Linked DNA regions of Mus musculus: regions 2, 3 and 4 are each linked to region 1. Evidence: chromatin loops called from intact Hi-C (ENCODE). Cell type or tissue: heart. All regions are shown on one strand.

The links. Peaks named below come from ENCODE experiments on the same cell type or tissue, not always from the same donor. Only the 100,000 strongest peaks of a DNase experiment are listed, where the experiment ranks them.
Region 2: it touches region 1 in a loop (5-fold over the local background); 38 of 42 quality-filtered maps call a loop at or near these places.
Region 3: it touches region 1 in a loop (5-fold over the local background); 38 of 42 quality-filtered maps call a loop at or near these places.
Region 4: a loop joins it to region 1, with 6 times the contacts of the local background. A loop is called at or near these places in 6 of 42 quality-filtered maps.

The regions. Positions count from the first base shown.
Region 1 is chr19:8,990,577-8,995,576 of GRCm38, forward strand. The region is part of intron 1 of Ahnak (AHNAK nucleoprotein (desmoyokin)); the gene reads left to right. Among named protein-coding and RNA genes, the nearest start is that of Ahnak, 3.8 kb to the left of the region's middle. In heart, no CTCF peak of the experiment used is centred here; DNase peaks (open chromatin) are centred at 905, 1,465, 1,695, 2,385 and 2 weaker places; H3K4me3 peaks cover 2,486 bases; H3K27ac peaks cover 3,543 bases.
Region 2 is chr19:9,080,204-9,085,203 of GRCm38, forward strand. Scgb1a1 (secretoglobin, family 1A, member 1 (uteroglobin)) reads right to left here. Exons shown (of 3, transcript NM_011681.2): 2 at 4,985-5,000; 3 at 3,439-3,608. The coding sequence ends at 3,561. Among named protein-coding and RNA genes, the nearest start is that of Scgb1a1, 5.3 kb to the right of the region's middle. In heart, a CTCF peak has its summit at 2,440 (motif pointing left); DNase peaks (open chromatin) are centred at 1,748, 2,448, 2,944 and 3,878; H3K4me3 peaks cover 765 bases; H3K27ac peaks cover 1,684 bases.
Region 3 is chr19:9,072,010-9,077,009 of GRCm38, forward strand. It overlaps a transcript of Ahnak not described here. Among named protein-coding and RNA genes, the nearest start is that of Scgb1a1, 13 kb to the right of the region's middle. In heart, no CTCF peak of the experiment used is centred here; DNase peaks (open chromatin) are centred at 1,872, 2,182 and 4,150; H3K27ac peaks cover 1,346 bases.
Region 4 is chr19:9,053,369-9,058,368 of GRCm38, forward strand. It overlaps a transcript of Ahnak not described here. Among named protein-coding and RNA genes, the nearest start is that of Scgb1a1, 32 kb to the right of the region's middle. In heart, a CTCF peak has its summit at 1,964; a DNase peak (open chromatin) is centred at 1,996; H3K27ac peaks cover 473 bases.

The sequences.
Region 1 (5,000 bases):
ATGTAAGGCTTTCCCATGCAGGGAGGGGATGTGCAGTGTGCGGGAGCCTGGGCCTCCTCTGGCTGGAGCCCCTTTCAGTGCCGAGGCAGATTTGGGGGACGCAGAACCTTGGTGGCGTTGGGTTGACATCAGGGCTAGCTGTACATGGCGATGAGCACTGAAGACTCTTGGGGTGACCCGGGGATATCCTACAAGTCAAATGGAGTGGAGCCTTGACAACGTAGTGTCCCTGGTATGTGTGTGTGTGTGTGTGTGTGTGTGTGTGTGTGTGTGTGTGTGCTTGCCTGCTCACTCTATTGTCACTTCTGCACAATGTGACCACAGAAGATTGTGCGCATGATGTCTGGGTTGGCACCCTGGTTTGGCAGGGTGTGGCCCTAGGCTGTCTCTGAGGACACACGTGTCCAGGGGTACTTGTCTCAATGTCCCTGTTCTGTGGAGGGGATTTGCAGAAAAGCTTCTGGAGGTAGTTGGGGGGATGGGGGTGGGGGATCCTTGGAAAGTGACCTGGAATTCCCAGGAGAAAAAGGACTCCCAACAAATGGTTTTGAAACAGTTTGCCCTTAAACTTTAGCAATGGCAGGAACCATCTTACTGTACCTAACGTATACTAGATGGGATGAATTCACAAGATCCAATGATTCATGTCCTCATATCAATGATACTGTCCTCATAGGTGACTGGGAGAGGGGAGGGCACACAGGAAGATGCTATGGGCAATGTGGGCAATGTTTAGGGCCTCTCCCCACACTGAGAATGGCTTAGGTGAGTAGAACTGTTTTGGTCCTGCCCTATTAGGGAAGTCTCTGGGGGTAGGGTGGGTCTCTTTTCCTTTTCCCAAGCTGAATGAACTAGTAGCTTCCTTTTCTTGAAAAACTATGGGGGTGTGGGGGAGGGCAGGCCTGTATCTGGTCTGTAGAGTGTGCAGATTGTGCAGTAGAAGGGAACCCCTCATTTAAGGGCCACTTCCTCGGCCTGAGCTGAGTTATGGGGCAAGGGGAGTGTGGGAAAGGAACTGGGAACAAGGGAGCTGATCTAGTAAAGGACTGGAGGGGGGCGTAGGGATGACATCTGGAAGATGTCTGAACTCCTTTCTAAAGCTCTTGTCCCTAAGAGATTATGCAAAGGGACATTGTGAAGAGAACCAGGACATTCAGAGAGACAGGCACGTGAGTCATCCAAGACTTAGTGCTAATGGTTTGGAAGTCAGCAGTGATACCCTGAGGGTCTTGGCCTAGCACTCCACAGCTCCAAGTCCAGAAAAGGACAAGAGAGAGAAAGAGTAGACCGGGGAGCTCACTTCAGGCCTAGAGAGGCTCTGCTTAGAGGTTCAGAGCCCTACAGGCCTTACGCTCCACTTGGAACTGTCTGTCGGGTTCTGGCAGAGCACACCACTCTGAGCCTGAGGAGCTGGTTTGAGGGGTTGGGGTAAAGCTGTGGGAGTGGAGGATGTGTTGGGCACTGGGGTGTGGTCACTACCTTTTTCAGAACTTGGGAACTGCCTGGAGACAGACAAGAGAAGCAAACTGGGAGAGCTAGTCCGACTTCTGAAGGGATCTTTGCCTGGACACCCCCAAGTTTCTCTCCTTGGGGCTGGGCTGACCACGTGCTTATATTCACTTGGGTTAGAGGAAGGGAGGTGGCTGCCAATTTAGAATGTGCAATACACCTGGGCCCCTTCAGGCTTCAGCCAGGGCTCCCAGGAACTTGCAATTCCTTGAGTTGACCATTGGATCATCTGGCCGGCTTCCAAAGCCTTCTTGATCATAGTATCGTCCATGTCTGAGTGTGTCCAAAAAGTGTCCGAACGGGGGTTGTTGTGGCAATGTTTCTGCGGAAATGTCTGTGTACTTTGACGAAGCTCCCCCTTTCTCTTTCCTAGCCCCAGTTTCCGTTGGTGCTAAAGCTCAAATAATTGGTCTTGGGCCCGTCACTGTTTGCATTACAGGAGTCATTGTTCACTTTCAGTGAAGTTGGTGTTATTGCCTGTGAGAGGATGTCCTGTTCATGGGGTCCTCACACTGTGGTAAACCTGGATATGTCACCTCTGTTATCCTCCCGGGACTTGGAGGGCAGAGGCAGTGACTGATTGACTACTCTGGGGTACAAGTTCCATGTCAGTGTATGGAGACTGCACTTATGGACTCAAGTGAGCTCCTTTGTCCTGCACAGGTCCAGGCCATGACCTAGAGGCCCTCAAGGAGGATAGGGCAGTCTTGGGAGTATAGTCCCCACACATGGAGGTTGAGCTGGGCAAAGCATTGCATACGGCCTGTCAGGGAGCGGCATCCTGCCTGGTCCCTGGGGCCTGGAGCGGAGGTTCTGGGGGAAGGGGAAGTGCCTGGAGCTGATCCTGGCTACGTGTCCTGGCTAGGCTGGGAGTGGGAGGGAGCATTGCAGCCATCATTTGAAGACCTGGCTCTGAGTCTTTTTGCTACATGGCTTGACCACTGGGGGGCGAACATGCAGCACTTACTAGGGAGCTGGGTGGGGCACAGGGTATAGTCTAAACTGTAATCTACCCCACAAGGCAACAACAAACTTCTCCCTCAGGTTCCCCAACCATAGGACACTGCCCTTAGAGTTGGTGTTTTAATCTCAGAAGTTCTGTCTAAGGCCAATTTTTCCTTGGTGTTGTGCCCTGATGGGGAAGTTTCCACTGGGTAATACAATGCTGTCTTCAGTCTCTGTCACTAGGAGAGGTGGAGGGCCCCTTAGCTAGGGGAGGGAGAGGGACTCTCCCTTCCTGCTGGAAGTGAGAATTTAGAGCTTTAGGGCTTGCCACTTGTTCTAAAGAGTTGTGGGGAAACGTGTGTGGCCCGAGTCGAGAGAAGGAGTTGGAAACCAAGAAGCAGTTATGGTCCTGATTATGGCTGTCCTAGAAGTCAATGAGCAAAACCCAGCATGCTGGGGAGGGGGATGCTAAAGGAGGCTGGTGAAACGTCCTTCTGGTAGTTGTGGTGGCATGGCTGACGCTCGAAGGACAGACACAGTGGAAGGTGCACACCCTGGGATCTGAGTACCAGGTGGACAGGTGGCAGATACCCGCTGTGAGCCATAAAGCTTACCAAGAGGACTGCCTACGCTGGGAAAGGTGGGAGATGGAATTGACAAGGGTCTCTGTGAGCTTCTGCACGTGTGTAGTGTGTGTGTGTGTGTGTGTGTGTTTCCCCCTTATGTCTTTCTCTGAATATCCCTCCAATATCCAGGTCATCTGGGTCTTGTTGGTTTAATTAATTCTCTTTGATCTTTCCCTCCCATAAGTGGAAAGTTCCCTGTCCCATCCTCTACTTAAGTAGCCTCATTTGCCTAAAAGTTTAGATATTCTTGTCTTAGCCTCCTGAGGATTCTAGGTGACATGAGACATGAGGTTTACTCCTATAACGTTTTTTTGATTGTTTCTGACAGGATCTCATGTAGTCAAGGCTATCCTTGAACTCACTATATAGCCTAGGAGGGCCTGGAACTTGCAGTGATCCTCCTGGCTCAGCCTCTTAAGTACTAGGATTTTAAGTGTGCACCATTATGTCTGTCTCTGCTAAATGTTTGTTGTTTTTCTTGTTTTGTTATAAATGCTTTGTGTGTGTGTCTGTGTGTGTGTGCATGTGTGTACGCATGTGTGTGCATCCTCATGCTTTGGCACATGTATAAATGTTTTTAGGACAACTTGCAGGCATCAGTTCTCTTCTACCATGTGGGTTCTGTTGATCCCACTCAGGTTGAGTGCTAGAGAGAAAAGCATCTCTTGTCTTCCACGTTGGCCCAAGAGAGATCCAGAGTTAGGCTCTGGAGAGTTCAAGCGTTTGAAAATCTTAGGATTCCTGCCTCTTGGAGACACAGTCTCAAAGAGACCCAGAATAAAGGTTCCTTAAATGCTGGGCCCGGGGTACCTACAACTCTGCCTAGGTAGGGTCGTCATGAGGCTGGTGGAATGCAGGAGCAAGGCTTCTTGCCCTCTTCTGGTGGGTGCTTCCCTCTGGCTCATTCTCTCCTGCTCCAGCACAGGACTTGCTTCTGGGTGTTTGTTTGCCTTATGGGTGTTTCTCTGTGGTTTCCCATGTGTCTCATCCTATATGTATATTTGCGTCTTGATCTCTTTGCTTGGATGAAGACTGTTAGATTGGGGCTAGTCTCCATAGTCCTAAAATAATGATGTTAATTCACCCCTGTGGGAGTGCTTGTACACGAGATGAGACCCTAAGAAAGGGATAACAGTGGCACAGTCCTGGCAGGCACGGTTCTGCAGAATTCCTTCTCTCTCTCTTCTTTTTTTCTTGGTGAGAATTTTTTTTAATTATCTTTAATCTTTTTTTACAATCCAGTTGTTATCCTCCTCCAGGCCCGTCCTCGTCCTCTAACAGTTCCTCATCCCATTCCTCCTCTCCAGTCTTCAAGAGGATGTCCTCCACCCTTCCCCACTCCCCACCCTGTCAGGCCTCCCCACTCCCTGGGGCCTTAAGTCTCTTGAGGGTTAAGTGCATCTTCTCTCACTGAGGCCAGACCAGGCAGTCCTCTGCTGTATATGTGTCAGGGACCTGGTACTGGCTAGTGAACGCTGCTTGATTGTTGGCTCAGTGTCTGAGAGATCTTAGAACTCCTTCGCTTAACTACTGATGGCAGGTCAGTGTTCAGCTCTCTCTTTCCCTTTGGGGAGTGTTTATGACAGCATATCTATCGTCCTTCCGGGTGTGTCTCTCTGACTATCCAACCCCTCACCTGGTTAGGAGTGTCAGAGCTTTCCCTCTGGTGGAGATCTCTAATCCTAGCTATGAGTCATTATGTTCTTGGGATGGAAACTCCGTGTCCCTGGCCTCGTGTGTATGGCAGGTTAGTTAGAGCATGTGGGTGCAGGAGGATGGAAGGTTCAGTTACTAAGGCCCTCCCTGACGTAGGCGGAGGACTTTTTTCTTCCCTGAGTATTATGCAGATCCACTCCTTGTGTCCTTCTGGTACAGGCCTATTCAGCCATTGAGGTTCTAGGGCTTGGCTTAGCAGACAGA
Region 2 (5,000 bases), 90 kb after region 1:
GATAATCAATGGATCCAGGTTCTAACAGGCTAAGCTCCTGAGCCTGCAAATGGCAGGCAGTCCCTCTGTAGAGACGTTCCAGGCTAAAATTCCTGTGGTTGCAGACGATGCGGGTAGCATAGTTTTAATTTTTTCTTCCTCACCCAGATTCATAGTTTTCTTCACAAAGCCACCAAGAAATATGACCTTTCTCTTCCCCAGGTTCCTCAGAGTTATGAATGTTAAAATTAAGAGTGCTAAATTTCTTTTCTTTCCCTTCCTTGCCTTTTTTCTTTCTCCCTCTCCCTCTCTCCCTCTCTCCCTCTCTCCCTCTCCTTCTCTCCCTTTCCCTTTCCCCTTCCCCTTCCTTCCTTCCTTCCTTCCTTCCTTCCTTCCTTCCTTCCTTCCTTCCTTCCTTCCTCCCTCCCTCCCTCCCTCCCTCCCTTCCTTCCTTCCTTCCTTCCTTCCTTCCTCCATCTCTCCCTTCCTTCCTTTTTTGAGGCAGAAGCATAGTTCACTAAATAGTTCTGGGCTGGCCTGGAACTTGCTACATACCCAAGTTGGCCTCGAATTCACAGCCATCCGTCTGCCTTTGCCTCCCAGATGCCAGGGTTAGAGGTGTGTACCACTATGCTTGGCTATTGAATTTTTAGACAAAGCTGGTCTTGAGTTTGTAGTGATCCGTCTGCCTTTGCCTCTCAAGTGCTGGGATTACAGGTGTGTATCACTAGATGCTGCTTTTAATCTTTTTTATTTTTATTTTTTGACTCAGAAACATTTAAAATATCATCTTCATAGTTTGAGCTTAATACTTTTCAAATTCAGGAAGTGTGTATTTGCCTCCTATGTTTTAGTTTGGCATATTCATAGTGAGGATGGCTGATTATAGAAATAGAAGTATAGATTCTCTGTCTCTCTCTCTCCTGAGATGGTCTCATTCTGTAGTTTTAGCTGACCTAGAACTCAGACTGTCTGCCTTTGAGTGTTAAAGGCAGGCATCACTACACTCAGCCTTTCTTTATTTTTGAAATGTAAACACCACTTTTAGCAAGTGGTTCCTTAAAACAACATCATCAACAACATCCAACTATGCTGGCCTGGGCAGGACCTTGGCCTACTAGCAGGATCAAGATATTAACTTAGCAGGTCAGGGAAAAAAAACCAAAATCCCAATGGCCACTTCCTATTTTTCTCCAATTTCATTTACACTGCACAGATAATTCACCTTTTCTATGGTTGTAGTCAGTTCATTTTTGCATTTGGCCATGCACTCGCGCACGCGCATGCGTAGATTCACCTCGTGCCCAGCAGCTCTCATGGGTGCTCATGGGGCTTCATGTTTGCACAGCGAACAGTTTCCTGATAGCTACGTTTCCTAGTACTCTCTGCATTTGAAGAACCTAAGGTATGTACCTTTCTCTGGGCTAATACACATTCTTGCACATTGCCAAAGCAGATATCTCTAAGGCAGAGATTCACTGCAATATAATTGTATTTCCTTTTATTCCCAGTCATCGGCATTGTGTTTGTGCAAGGTAAATACTTTCTTAGCAGTGAATAAGTCGTTAAAATTCGCAACTTTTTATGACCTTGGACCTTGTCCATTTAAATAATGCTCACCTAGGTGGGTAGTTCGAGGGAGGCCACATATGCACCTTAGACAGAATGACCTGGATGCAGAAGAATCTAGGGCCTTGGGAGTGAAGGAGTGGGCCGCCACCAGGGCCCAGCCTGCCACAAATAGTCTCTTTTGGAATCACTGGTCCCCCTGACCTGCCCTGGAATTTTTACAATCCCAGCCCCTCCTCTGGCAGACAATGAAGGAGTGGGTGTGGTGGCTTTAGTGCTGTGTACACAAATGAGTGTTTATGGTGGACTTTTCTCATCATTATCCCTAGTTTACTGACCCTGAAGAGTCCTGTGTGGGAGGTTCTACCATCAGTAGGGCAGGAGCTGGGCCTCCGCTCTGGGTTGTGTGAGAAATAAAAGAGATATGCTAATGTCTGCCAAGCCAAAGCTTGTAAGGTTGCAGTTTCTGCTATGGGACTTTAAAACCAGGCAGGTGGACCAATTCTTGGTCCTCTCTGTCTTCAGGGCCATCTCAGAGTCTAGATATGTCAGGATGGCCTTTGAGGTCTTGTGGGAGTGGAATTACTCCTAATTCCAATAGGACTGGCCGGTCACTGGAAGGCTTCAGCCGTGCTACTTGTGTGCCGTGCTAGACTACTTGTGTGCCTTTCGGTGGGTTTTTCCTCAGAATTTTGACAAAAACAAACAAATAAACAAACAAACAAGCAAACAAACTCTGCCCAAATAAAGCTTTAGAGGCCAGATAAAACGATTTAAAATCGATGCTAGAGAATGACTCTCACCATCTGCCCCGCCCAAAAGTCAAAGGGTTGGTGCGGGGTCTAGTCCTCAAACTCGCAGGGGGCGGTAGCATGGACTACACTGCCCCCTGGTGGCCACGACGCAGGAGCAGGCGTGGCCCGTAACCGCCCATGTAGCTGCTTCTAGGCGCTGAACTGGCTGCCTGGCTGGCTGGCGTTCTCTTCCATAGCTTCCTTGTTCCGGTGCCCTCTGCCTCTTCCCTTTCTATTTCTACATACAGCTCTTCTGCACACGCCTCCAACTCTACTCTTTTTTCAACCTTTTGGGATGGTGTGGCCCGGCTCCAGTGGAGGCTCGCTGATGTTAGGACAAATTCTAAACCAATCAACATCTTTTTGGGCAGCGGATATTGTGTGTGGCCAGTACAAAAAGGTCCCAAGGTGGGGCTTGACTTTTAGGAACTAAAGGTCGAAGAGAGGGGATGTCTGGATTGAGAAGGGGGAGACAAGGGCTGTCATGGGTCTTGTGTTGAGCTTGAACATTTATGGTCCGTATGCTTTTAAGACTGGAGTGTGGGAACACTGCTAAGATTTTACATGGGATCAAACTCCCTGTGGTGGATGCATGGTCATTGAATTGCTTAGCAGTTAGTCAGCTGGCAGCCTGTAAAGGGGCCTCTGGGATTGCAGCAGCCAGGGATGATGGTGTGGCCAGGAGATATTGAAGGAGTGAATGACCCCAGAGGTCTCGGTTGATTGGACAAAGAAGGGCTAAGGGATGCCTATCAGGCTCCTGGCTGGAATAGTGTAGCCCAGAGGATGGAGTTAGAATCCAGTAACATTTAGGACCAGACATGGGGAGGGAGGGATGGTATTACAGGTCTTTTAGACAAGCTAGGCTAGGGCTGTTGAATAGATGGTGGGACTTAACATTCTATTACTAGGTAGGGCATTGCAGTCTACTGATGGCAAATAACTGAAGTGTAGAGGAAGGAGGACTTGTGGGATCTTGTGTGGCACCAGGGCAGGACTCAGCTGTCCTCCCTTACTTCTGGTTCCCTTCACTCACTCCAGCTCCAATGCTCTGGCTCCAGCAGGTACAGAAAAAGACCATTGCACACAGGCAGGTGAGATGCTCGCAGTTTATTGCAAAGAGGAAGGAGGGGTTGGTGTGGGGAAGCCGAGGAGCCGAGGAGACACAGGGCAGTGACAAGGCTTTAGCAGTAGAATATCTCTGAAATCCAGTGAGCTTCAGAATCTTAAATCTTGCTTACACAGAGGACTTGTTAGGATTTTCTCCTAGAATAAAGAAACACCCCACACCCCCAATAGTGAGTGAACCTCAGAAGTAGATGCAGTAGTGGTGCAGAGACTTATCAGACAAAAGCCACAGTAAATTCTGAGAGGAATTGAGGGTTAGAAGGCCTTGGATGGGGAACAAAATACTCATGGATGGAGTTACAAAGACAAAGTTAGGAGCAGAGCCTGAAGGAATGACCATCCAGAGACTGCCCCACTTGGGGATCCACCCCATAAACAACCGCCAAACCCAGACACTAGGCAGATATCAACAAGAGCCTGCTGACAGGAGCCTGATATAGCTGTCTCCTGCAAGGCTCTGCCAGTGCTCGGCAAATACAGAAGTGGATGCTCACAGTCATCCATTGGACAGAGCACAAGGTCCCCAGTGAAGGAGCCAAAGAAATACCCAGGGAGCTGAAGGGGACTGAAGACCCATAGAAGGAACATCAATATGAACAAACCAGTACCCTCAGAGCTCCTTGGAACTATACCACCAATCAAAGAAAACACATGGTGGAACTTGTGGCTCTAGCTATATTTGTAGCAGAGGATGGCCTAGTCCGTTGTCAATGGGAGGAGAGGCCATTGGTCCTGTGAAGGCTCTATGCCCTAGTATAGGGGAATGCCAGGACCAGGAATGGGAGTGGGTGGGTTGGGGAGCAGGGGGGAGTGGATAGGGGATTTTTGGAGGGGAAACTAGAAAAGAGGATAACATTTGAAATGTAAATAAAGAAAATATCTAATAAAAGAGAGAAAGAAAGAAAGAGAGGAAGAGAGAGAGAGAGAGAGAGAGAGAGAGAGAGAGAGAGAGAGAGAAAGAAAGAAAGAAAGAAAGAAAGAGAGAAAGAAAGAAAGAAAGAAAAGAAAAGAAAAGAAAAAGAAGGCCTTGGATGGTTTTCTCAAAGACTACCTAAATTTGATCCACAGGACCCACATGGTGGAAGGAAAGATCCAACTCCTTAAAGATTGTCCTCTGACCTCCACATGTGTCTCACACACACACACACACACACACACACACACACACACTCACACAAAGTAGATAAAATATCAAAATTATTATGGAAAAAAAAATCAGTGGAGTTGGGTGTGCACGGTTCAAGCTTGTAGTACCAGCCACTCAGGAGGCTGAGGTGGGGAGAACACTTGACCCCAGGAGTTTGGGGACAGTGAGACTAGCTCACAGAATCCCCATCTAACACTCATACATACCACCACCACCACCAAACAATAAAAACAAAAACCCAAAAGAAACAAATAAAAAGGCAGGGTACATGGCCAAGATATTCATTTGCCTTTGTAACCCCCAAAATGGTATGACACTGTGCTTGGGAAATCACTTAGAATCAATGTGAGTGACAGATGTTGCATACCGTGAGCTTCATGATG
Region 3 (5,000 bases), 81 kb after region 1:
GGCATAGATTGCCCGGCGGCTTCAGCTCAAGGACCAGACCTGGAAGGGTCCTAGGCTGGGTCTGTCATTTCTACAGCCAGGGTCTTTAAGGCCAGTTAGGGGCAGAAGGCCCAGGGCTGTGTCCAAGGAATGGGGTGGAGTTTCCTTTTTCCTTGTTCTCTTTGCACTTAGCCTTTTAGTTGTAGAGTTTAGAACATTTATCAGCCTTTCTGGGTTCACTTTTCATCACCAGATAATAGATTGGTTGCAAAAAATGATAGGGTCATGTGTATAATAACAAGAGGGGCTGGAGGGTGTGTGATGCTGTCTGCAGTCTGTGGGAGTCTGTCAAGAAAGACCGTGTAAGGATGGTGATCAGGAAGACAGAGTGAGGAGTGATGTAGGCCACGGTGGGGCACAGGATAGTCATTTTTAAGATACAACAACATTCAGAGGAGGGGACCTGGACAGATTTCTCAGTGGTTAAGAATTCTGGCTGCTCTTCCAGGGGACCCTGAGTCTCAGCATCCACATGAGATGAATCACAACTACTTGGAACTCTAGCTCCAGGGGATCCAGTGTACTCTTTTTTTGTTTTGTTTTGTTTTTGCTTTGTTTTTTTGAGATGGGGTTTCTCTGTATAGCCCTGGCTGTCTGGGAACTCATTCTGTAGACCAGGCTGGCCTTGAACTCAGAAATCTGCCTGCCTCTGCCTCCCAAGTGCTGGGATTAAAGGTGTGCGCCACCACTGCCTGGCCAGTGTATTCTTCTAGCTTACACACACACACACACACACATTTTTTTAAAGTAAAAGATATGACAATGTGACAATATTTAGATGTATAGCTTATGTTATACAGGAGGCTTAAGCAGAAGGCTCATTCATGAATTCAATGTTAGATAGTGTTATATAGTGAATTCTAAGGATACTTGAGGCTACCCAGTAAGACCATGTCTCTTATATTTTTGGTTGTGAGCCTAGACTTTAATGGCTGAGCCATTTCCCTAGCACAAGGCCATGTCTCAAAAAATTAGATAAAATAGTAAAAGAGGGCTGGTGAGATGGCTCAGCGGTTAAGAGCACTGACAACTCTTCCAGAGGTCATGAGTTCAAATCCCAGCAATCACATGGTGGCTCACAACCATCCATAATGAGAAACAAACAAACAAACAAAACTTATGGGCTAGAGTGAGCAGGGCCAGAGCGAGCAGGGGGTGGGAGGGAGAGGCTGGAGCAAGATGGAGAAGGGAAGGGGGAAAATAATAATAATAATAATAGACGTGGGAAGGTGAGCAGGATTTTTGACATGTATATCACTGAAGTGTGATATTCTTACCATTTGTTTCATATTATCTGGTGTTTATATTGAAGATTTATTTATTTATTTATTTATTTATTTATTTATTTATTTATTATTTATTCTGTTTATTTGTTCATGTATACATGTATGTGTGTGTTCATGTGTCACTGCCCTCATGTGGAAGTTAGAGGAAAACTTTTGGGACTCACTTCTCTCCTACATTTGTCAGTTCTGAAGATCAATGACAGGTTGTCAAGCTTGGTGGCAAGTGCCCTTACCTGCTGGGCCATCTTGCCAGCCCATTTGTTTAGTACGCATCCCAGGCTGGTACAGAACCTGTGACCATCCTGCTTTGGCCTCCCAAGTACTATGGTTACCAGTATGCCCTGCCATGCCCAACTTTCCTGATTAACTTTTAAAACCTTTAAGTTTAATTAAAAGTGATTTTTAGCTGGAGCTGTAACTCAGGTGGTATCGTGCTTCCCTGGCAGGCTTGTAACCCTTAGTGGAGAAAAGGCCAGTGCAGGCATTGATTCCAGGCTGCCTCCCGGATCTCTTGTTCTCTATTGTCTTCAGTGGGGACAGGTGTGGTCAGAGGGCATGGCTATCCTTTTAGTCATGATTACAGGGTTGCACTGAGATGTGACCACAGTATGAGTCATCATGAGATATTCTGGATGCGATCGGCGGTCATCTTTGTCCACTAAAAGAAGCTCAGGCACCGAGATGCAGGCATGGACATTGGCACTCTTGGGCTGGGGGCTTGTCAGATCTTGCTCGCTCTGGTTTCTGGAATGGGAGAAAGTTTTGGAGAGAGAGAGAAGCTGTGGAAAGCAATCCCTGCCCCCCCCCCTCCCGCAAGGGCCTGGAAATCCTGCTGCAAGGCCTGGAATTTCGTCTTCCTGTTTAGCCTGGCTGTTGTTCACCCACATTTTTGGCCCTGACACATCCTCTTCCTCCCCCTCCCAGGATGTCTCCTCATCTGCAAAATGAGGGGGTTGTATTAGATCGTATCTCAGGCCCCTTTACGTTTGAAAAAGTGATGATCCTGCTTCCTAGACACTTCCTCACTTTCCCCGCAGGCCTTTTGATTGACAGAAGAGGAGGGAGAATGTATGTACGTTCTATCTATAGCTCTAGCTCAAAACAGAGTGATCTAGCCCAACAGAGAGTGATCCAGCCCAGGAACTCAGTGGCATTGAGGTTGAAAGACACTGTTTAGAGAAGGAGAGACAGAGGAGGTGGAAGGACTTGAAAGACGGGTGTGTAAATGCTCTATAGGTAGTGGATAAATGGCAGTGAAAGAACAAGAATGAAAGAGGAAGAAGATGGATGTGTGGCCAGTGTTTAAAAGGGAGAGACTAGGAGCTGCTGGCACAGGATGGATGTGTCGGCAATGTGCTTACAGCTTGGGTGAATAGATTTTAAGCTGCTGACCTCAGTATAAACCAGCGCTGAGAAGTGCTACAGTTTGGATGCTGAATGCTCCCTGAGACAAGGTTTACGTGTTTAAGGCTTGTTCCCCAGGGTGCCATTGGGAGGTTATTAGGGGTGTGCCCTTTGAAAAGATCGGGGGACCTCAGCTACTACCTCTTTCTCTGCTTCCTGGCCACGGGGTGAACTGTTCTGCTTCATTCTCCTGTAGTTGTAACTGGCCTGGCAGAAATGAAGCTGTTCTAAGGTATCACTCAATCTAACTCTCAAACTACTGAAATAGTGGGCTCCAAAGAAATGGGAATTTCCTGGAATTCTCTAGATGGGCAGAGGAAAAGGTTCCACCAGCCAGAGCCGGAGCTTGTCTTCCAGAAAGAGATTTCACTCAGTCCTAACAGCTTGTCAGGAAGAGACTAAAACCCAAATAAAGATGGGTTCTTGGTGGGCGGGCTCACAACTTGACAGGAACTGCTTAGCTGTGCTTGTCTTTGGCCCTCTATCTAAACTTTGATCTCACTTTTAGACTCTGAAGATAGGGTTGGAAGCAGAGGTGGCTGGATCTCTCTGTCCTTCCCAGTGTGGCCACATGGAATGATCGCCATTCTCTGCTTTCCACTTTTAATTTGACTCTTTCAATTGGCTTATTGGGGATCGGTGGCTGTACCTGACACAGACAGGCTATGAATCCCAAGTTCTATAACAGCCACCTGGCTTCATCAAAGGCCCAATGGAATGGGGTGTGTCAGATCTTGGATTATCTTCTCCAAAACACATGGTTTCAGATAAGTGTTTCTCCTTATAAAAGAATCATCCTGTTATTTCATTATAGTAACAGAAATCTGACCACACAAAGAGATTGATGGCACACCCTCCCCCAATCTCCTGATTCACTATGAAAGAGCCACACCCTGTGAGGGACCCTTCCTCTGGAATTTTGAAGGGGTGGCTGTTAATGTCACATGACAGTATGAGGATAACACACTGGGTGGTCCAGTGACTCAGGCAATCACTTCCCTATGAGCTCTATCATGAGGCAGTCACGCTTTCTCTTGCTTTTCACTAAAATGACAATCCAGTTGTTATTGCTAGAGTCAGATAAAAGAAGATGAAGAGAAATAAGAACTATATTGTGCCTGTAACTCCAGCTACTCAGGAGGCCTGAGAGACGAGGCTTGAAATTGGAGGCTAGCCCAGGCAACTTAGTGAATGAGACCTTATCTACAAAGGGATGGGGAGGTAGCTCAATGGTAGAGTGCATGAGTAGTGTGTGCAATGCCCTGGGTTCAGTGTCCAGTGGGTGTGAGTGCCTGTACAGGCCAGAAGAAGGTGTTGGAGCTCCCTAACCTGGAGTGACAGGCAGTTGTGAATGGCCTGACTTGGATGCTAGGAGCCCAGTTCAGATCCTCTGAAAGAGCAAGAAGCAGGTTTAGCTTCTGAGCTGGCTCTCCAGCCCTGAATGTGATTTCTTAATGGCTAAGGCTAGAGGTGGCTGCTCTCTTCCTGGCTCCTCACCTTCATCTGCTATTTGGATGTTCTCTAGAACACATTGTTCTCTTCTGGTCTTGGGCTTGTACAGGGCACCCAAAGGACACATACTGACTTCTTACAGCTTCCATTCAGTCTTTACTGAATGGAAACCACACAAGGAGGTACGTCCAAACCCAAACATGACGAACAATAGGAATTTCCAATGCTTTCTACTAGGCGCAGGTTTCTACTGTTTCAAGGTTCTGCTGGGCTGGGGTGGTGAGGAGGCCTTTTCCAGCTCACGTAGACTGAACAGGATGGAAAGATGCGAATAGTGTTTGGAATAATAATAATATAATAAAATATCTCTGTTGTTGTTTTACAGGGCTGTAGCAGTGGCCAGGAAGAAAACTGCCCCCACTGGAGGTTGTTTTTGTGATTGTTCTTTGGAGCATTGTTCTAAAAATGGGAAATCACATCTTGCCATGCCAAAGGAAACAAACACCTGCAGTTAAAGGGATGCCTTCTTTGAGGTGGCTTTTTGGAGCAAACACAGTTGTAGCTACAGCCGCTTCTGGATAGAGGCTGTGGCAGAAGTTTGACGGGCCCTTTCTTTGCTTGCAAGGGATGGGATGTGGGCTTATTTTCGTATCTAGGGTGGGCTTTGGCAGCTGTGGGTATAGGCGACTCTCTTCTTACCTACCCAATAAACTTTTGTCATGCATTGTTTGTTCTGTGATCACCATGATGGGTTTTGCGTACTTATTTGTATTTTGAGATGGTCTCAAAATAATGAAACTCAAGCTGGCTTCAAATTTA
Region 4 (5,000 bases), 63 kb after region 1:
ATATGAATGGTAGCTCACAAGATGGGGTAATGGAGATCCTAGAGGAGGATGGGGTTTGTGGTACCCAGGGAGGGCAACCAAAGTGGAGGTGCCTGGAGAACAGGGGCCTTACGGGGCAGTAGGAGGACAGTGTGGGAAGCTGGCCTAGGTGAGTCGGGTCAGAATGTGAAGTGAAAGCCTGCAGGGGAAGTATTTGAATAGGGCTGTATCCTCACTCTCCTCGCTGCTGTGGCAAATTCCTTGCAAAGGATACAAGGAAGGAAGAGCTTATTTTGGTTCACAGTTCTAGGCACAGTGATAGAGAAGTCATGGTGGCAGGCTATTGAGGCAGCTAGCCACATCGCATCCACACACAGATGGCATGGACTCACATCTATAATCCCAGCATCTGAGAGGTTGAAACGGGCCTTGCATGAGAGCCAGGCTAGCCTGGAGTTATAGGCTCTAATAAACAGACAGACATAGACAAGGAGGCATGGATCTGTAATACCAGAATTTGGGGGTTAGAGGCAGAAGGATCAAGAATTTGAAGTCAAATCTTTAACTATCAGAGAAATTTAAGTTAAAATCCCTTTTAGATCTCATCACGTACCAGTCAGAGTGGCTGTCATGAAGCAAACAAATGACAAGTGGGGGTGTGAAGAAAGGGAAAACTCTGTTTACTGCAATTGGGGGATGCAAAGTTGTGCAGCTATTGTGGAGATAGCACAATATTCTAAATCAACGAACAACCTAAAAATAAAACCACCAAATGACCCAGCTGCACTACTCCCTGGCATTTATTCAAAAGACTCTTAGTCAATATATCCCAATATCTACAGGCACATCGCTGTTCACTGCTGAGCTATCCACAATAGCCAGAAGATGGAAGGAGACTAGCTGCTAATTAACATATTAGTGGATAAAAGAAATGCAGTTTTATGTAGCCATAATGAAAAAAATGAAATTGTGACACTTGTAGGAAAAAACTGGAACTTGATAGCACGATGTTAAGCTAAATAAACCATGCATAGAACTAAAAAAAAAAAAAAAGAAAAGAAAAGAAAAAAAAGAATAAAAAGAATTTGAAGTCATCTTTGGGTACATGGTGAACTTCAGATTAGCCTAGTCTATATGAGACCTTGTCTCAAAATAAGAATAAGAATGAAAAGACAAAAACAAAACCAAAAAATGTGGGAGAGGTTCAGTGTGGGTGAGTGAGCTCCTGGCACTTGATTTTTGTTTTTATTTTTTGAGACAGGGCCCCACTATGTGAGCCCTGTCTATCTTCAAAAATGTGATCTTTGTACTTTGACCTCCTGAATGGTGGAATTATGGGTGTATGTGTGGATGCATGCCTGTGTACGTGTAACAGTATGTATGCATACATGCACACATGCACTTGTGTTTATATAGGTACACACATATGCTTGTGTATGTATACACATACAAAACACTCATATATACACAGAGGTTTACAAATGCATGTTTGTATGCATACACATGTATGTGGACTCACATCCATGTAAATGTGTGTATGAGAAGTGGGCTGTGGGAGGCTAGGATCCTACTGCAGCTGTCAGGGGTCAGAGCCAGCATCATGGAAATCATGGTTAAAATGATCTCAGCCTCAGTCTTAGACTAAAGTGGTTCAGGCAAATGGAAGTTACATAGTTAATAGTAAAAATGATATTGATTCTGTCGGTTAAAAATGACAATTTTCTCTTTGCTAAGAAGTTAGATGGAAGGTGCTTTCTTAATTTTATGAGGCCTTGTGGATATGGAGATAGATCTAGATTTTACTAATGTTTCCCTTCTCCAGAGGAGGAGCTTAGAGGAGCCTCAGATGGGGCTATTATAGGGTTTTCCAGATTCAGTGTCTGTCTGCTACTGCAGACATGATGTCTTTCTCTGCTGTCTCCTCATTCCCCAACATGCGGTTCACAGGAGGGTTTCCCCCTTTCACAAGGGGACTTCTACTGCCATCTAGTACGTGGTGGCAGGATTGCTGCTAAGTACCCTACAGTGCAAGACTCTTGCAAGACATCAGAAAGAATTGTTCCATCTACAGTGATGCAATTGCTGTTGCTTGGGCTGGCAAGATGGTTTCAGTGGGTAATGGTGCTAAGTCTGATGATCAGAGTTTAACACTTGGAATTCACATGGTTGAAAGACAGAACTGACTCCCACATGTGAAAACACACACAGACACACATACAGACACACACACACACAAGACACACACACACAGGCACACACATACACACACACACACACACCCTCAACTGTAGCACTTTCTGTAGCATGATTACACGAATTTAATTAATCTTGATATAATTAACACAACTAATATAATTGTCTCCCATGCTTCTTAGAGACAGGAACCATGTCTTTGAGACTCATCTATAAGTCCTTGTCTCTGAGACCTCTCAAGTGTTAAAGGAGCCCGATGGGAGATAAGTCTGCAGGAAGTGTTTTCGGAACTAAACTGAAGTTCAAAGAAGCAAAATGGTAAACTTGAGTCACTGAACACCTTCTGAGGAGAAGTACCGCAGAGGACTTGTAGCAGGGGGTGTTGGCAACTGTTCGTCTGTCCTTTCCAAGCCAATCATGGCTTCTAGTGTCATTTCCTCAGTGTTGGTAGACTCAACCACTTCAAGATACATGTTTGGAGTCTGTGGTAGAATATATTCATGTGTGTAAGTGTGGATTCTGAGACATTGAGAATATAAGGTGTCTTAGAGTATAAGTGTCATCTGTCTGTTTGTGTCTTCCTTATCTTTCTCTGGTCTCTTCCTGTATTTCCTTCCCTCTACTTCTGTCCTCTACCACATGGTCTGGCCCAATGATGGAGCTAAGTGACCATGGGCTGACTTCTCTGAAACCTGTAGCTCAAATACATACATTGTGTTTGGCCCCAGTGGTGATGAAGGTTTTCTTGGGGAGAAGAGAATGGAGGTTTGAGGAGAAGCAGAGATTCATTGAGGACAGGTAAATCTGCTGAGGATAGCTAAAAAATGAGCTAGTAGAAGAAGAGAAAGCTGAGGCTAGGGAAATATTTAATTTATTTATTTGCTTTTACTTTTATTCATGTGTGTATGTGTGGATCTTTGTGTCTATGTGTGGGTACCAGTGGAGGGCATAAGAGGAAGAGTCAGGGCTTCTCTGAGTCCCTGATGTGGGTGTTAGAACCTGAACTCTGGTCCTCTGGAAGAGCAGCAAGTGATGTTAATGACTGAGCCATCTCTGCAGTCCCAGGATACATATATATTTCCCTAAGATGGCAAATATTAAAACTTGTGGCCTGCTCGAGTGATGATTCAGCAGAGACAGAAAGATAGAAGAGGCAGAAGTCAGGATGATAGGATCCTTGTCCCTAGTACTGGTAAAGAGACAAGGGATGGGGTAGGAAGTCTTTTGTACACAGGAGGGTGCACCTCCCCTTGTATGGAAAGCAAAGCTAATTAGTTACCTGCCCAGCTATAGCATTAAAAGTCTAGTTTTGCTGGGCAGTGGTGGTGCACGCCTTTAATCTCAGCACTTGGGAAGCAGAGGCAGGCGGATCTCTGAGTTCGTTCAAGGCCAGCCTGGCCTACAGAGTGAGTTCCAGGACAGCCAGGACAGCGAGGGCTATACAGAGAAACCCTGTGTCAAAAAAACAAAACAAAACAAACAAACAAACAAAAGAAAGTCTAGTTTTAAGATGAAGAATTCCAGATCTCAGGAACACCCTTAGCCCCAGCAAAGCAGGGCGGTTGGTCATTCCTTACATCAAAGAATGGGCCTGCTGGGAGAGTACCCAGATGGATGAAGGCAGACAGGTGGAGGCTGGATAGAAGGAAGATGAGATAGCCTTTCATCTTGGCTTCTATTTTCTTGGTGGCTTAATCTGTGAGATTGTAATCTGAAAGCAGAGATCTGGAGGGAGGCAGGCTGTGGGAACAGATGGGTGTGGGTTCATCGGTATGCAAAAGGAGAAAGGGAATTTGCTGACAAAGGTAGTGCTAGGTGGCGGTTTGAGACAGGTAGTCAGGAGTTTAAAGGGATACTAGTCAGCCTGAGCATGGGGTGTGTACAGAGATGTAGTGAGCCTATTATAATAGACTCATTGGAAAGTACAGCTGTTAAATTATAGTTGAAACAGATACATTATTGGCAACACATTGTGTAGAACTGGGAAGGAACCTGCAGAGGCAAGCCTCTAGAGAATAAATAACAACTTCATCATCATCGTGTGTGTGTGTGTGTGTGTGTGTGTGTGTGTGTGTGTGTGTGTGTGTGAGAGAGAGAGAGAGAGAGAGAGAGAGAGAGAGAGAGAGAGAGAGAGCGAGAGACTGTGTGTGACACAGTATATGTGTGGAGTTCAGAGGTCAAATTCTGGTGTTGTTCCTTATTTTCTACCTTGTTTGAGACAGTCTCCCCCCACACCCCAACTCTACCCCTACTATGCACAGCAGGCTAGCTAGGCTGAGAACTCCCTGGATTCTCTCCTGTCTCCACACTCCATTTCCCTGGAAAAGCACTAGGATTGCAAAACCACACTACTGGGCTGGAGAGATGGCTCAGAGATAAAGAGTACTGGCTGCTCTTGCAGGGACCCAGCTTCTGTTCCTACCACCCACATGATGGCTAATAACCAGCTGTAACTTCAGTTCCTGGGGACCTAATATCCTCTTCTGGCCTCTGTGGGGTCTGTATGAATACACATGGTACACAGACATAATATGGTGCAGGCAAAACACCCCTTTAAAAAGGCTGAAAAAAGTCAACAAAGGTGTCCCACTGTACCAGGCTCTGTGTGGGCTCTGGGGTTTCATATTTTGGTCCTCACATTTGGACCAAGCCCCTTACCCATGAAACTGTCTTCCCAGACCCTCTTGGTGGATTTTGCATAATGGATCTTTAAGCAGAGTGGGTGCCTCTAGAATTTGCAAAGAATGCGGTTTTGGAGCCAAAAGGGTTCATATTATACACCTGCCACTAACTGATCAAGTGGCTGTGAAGCTCTGTAACTGTAAAGC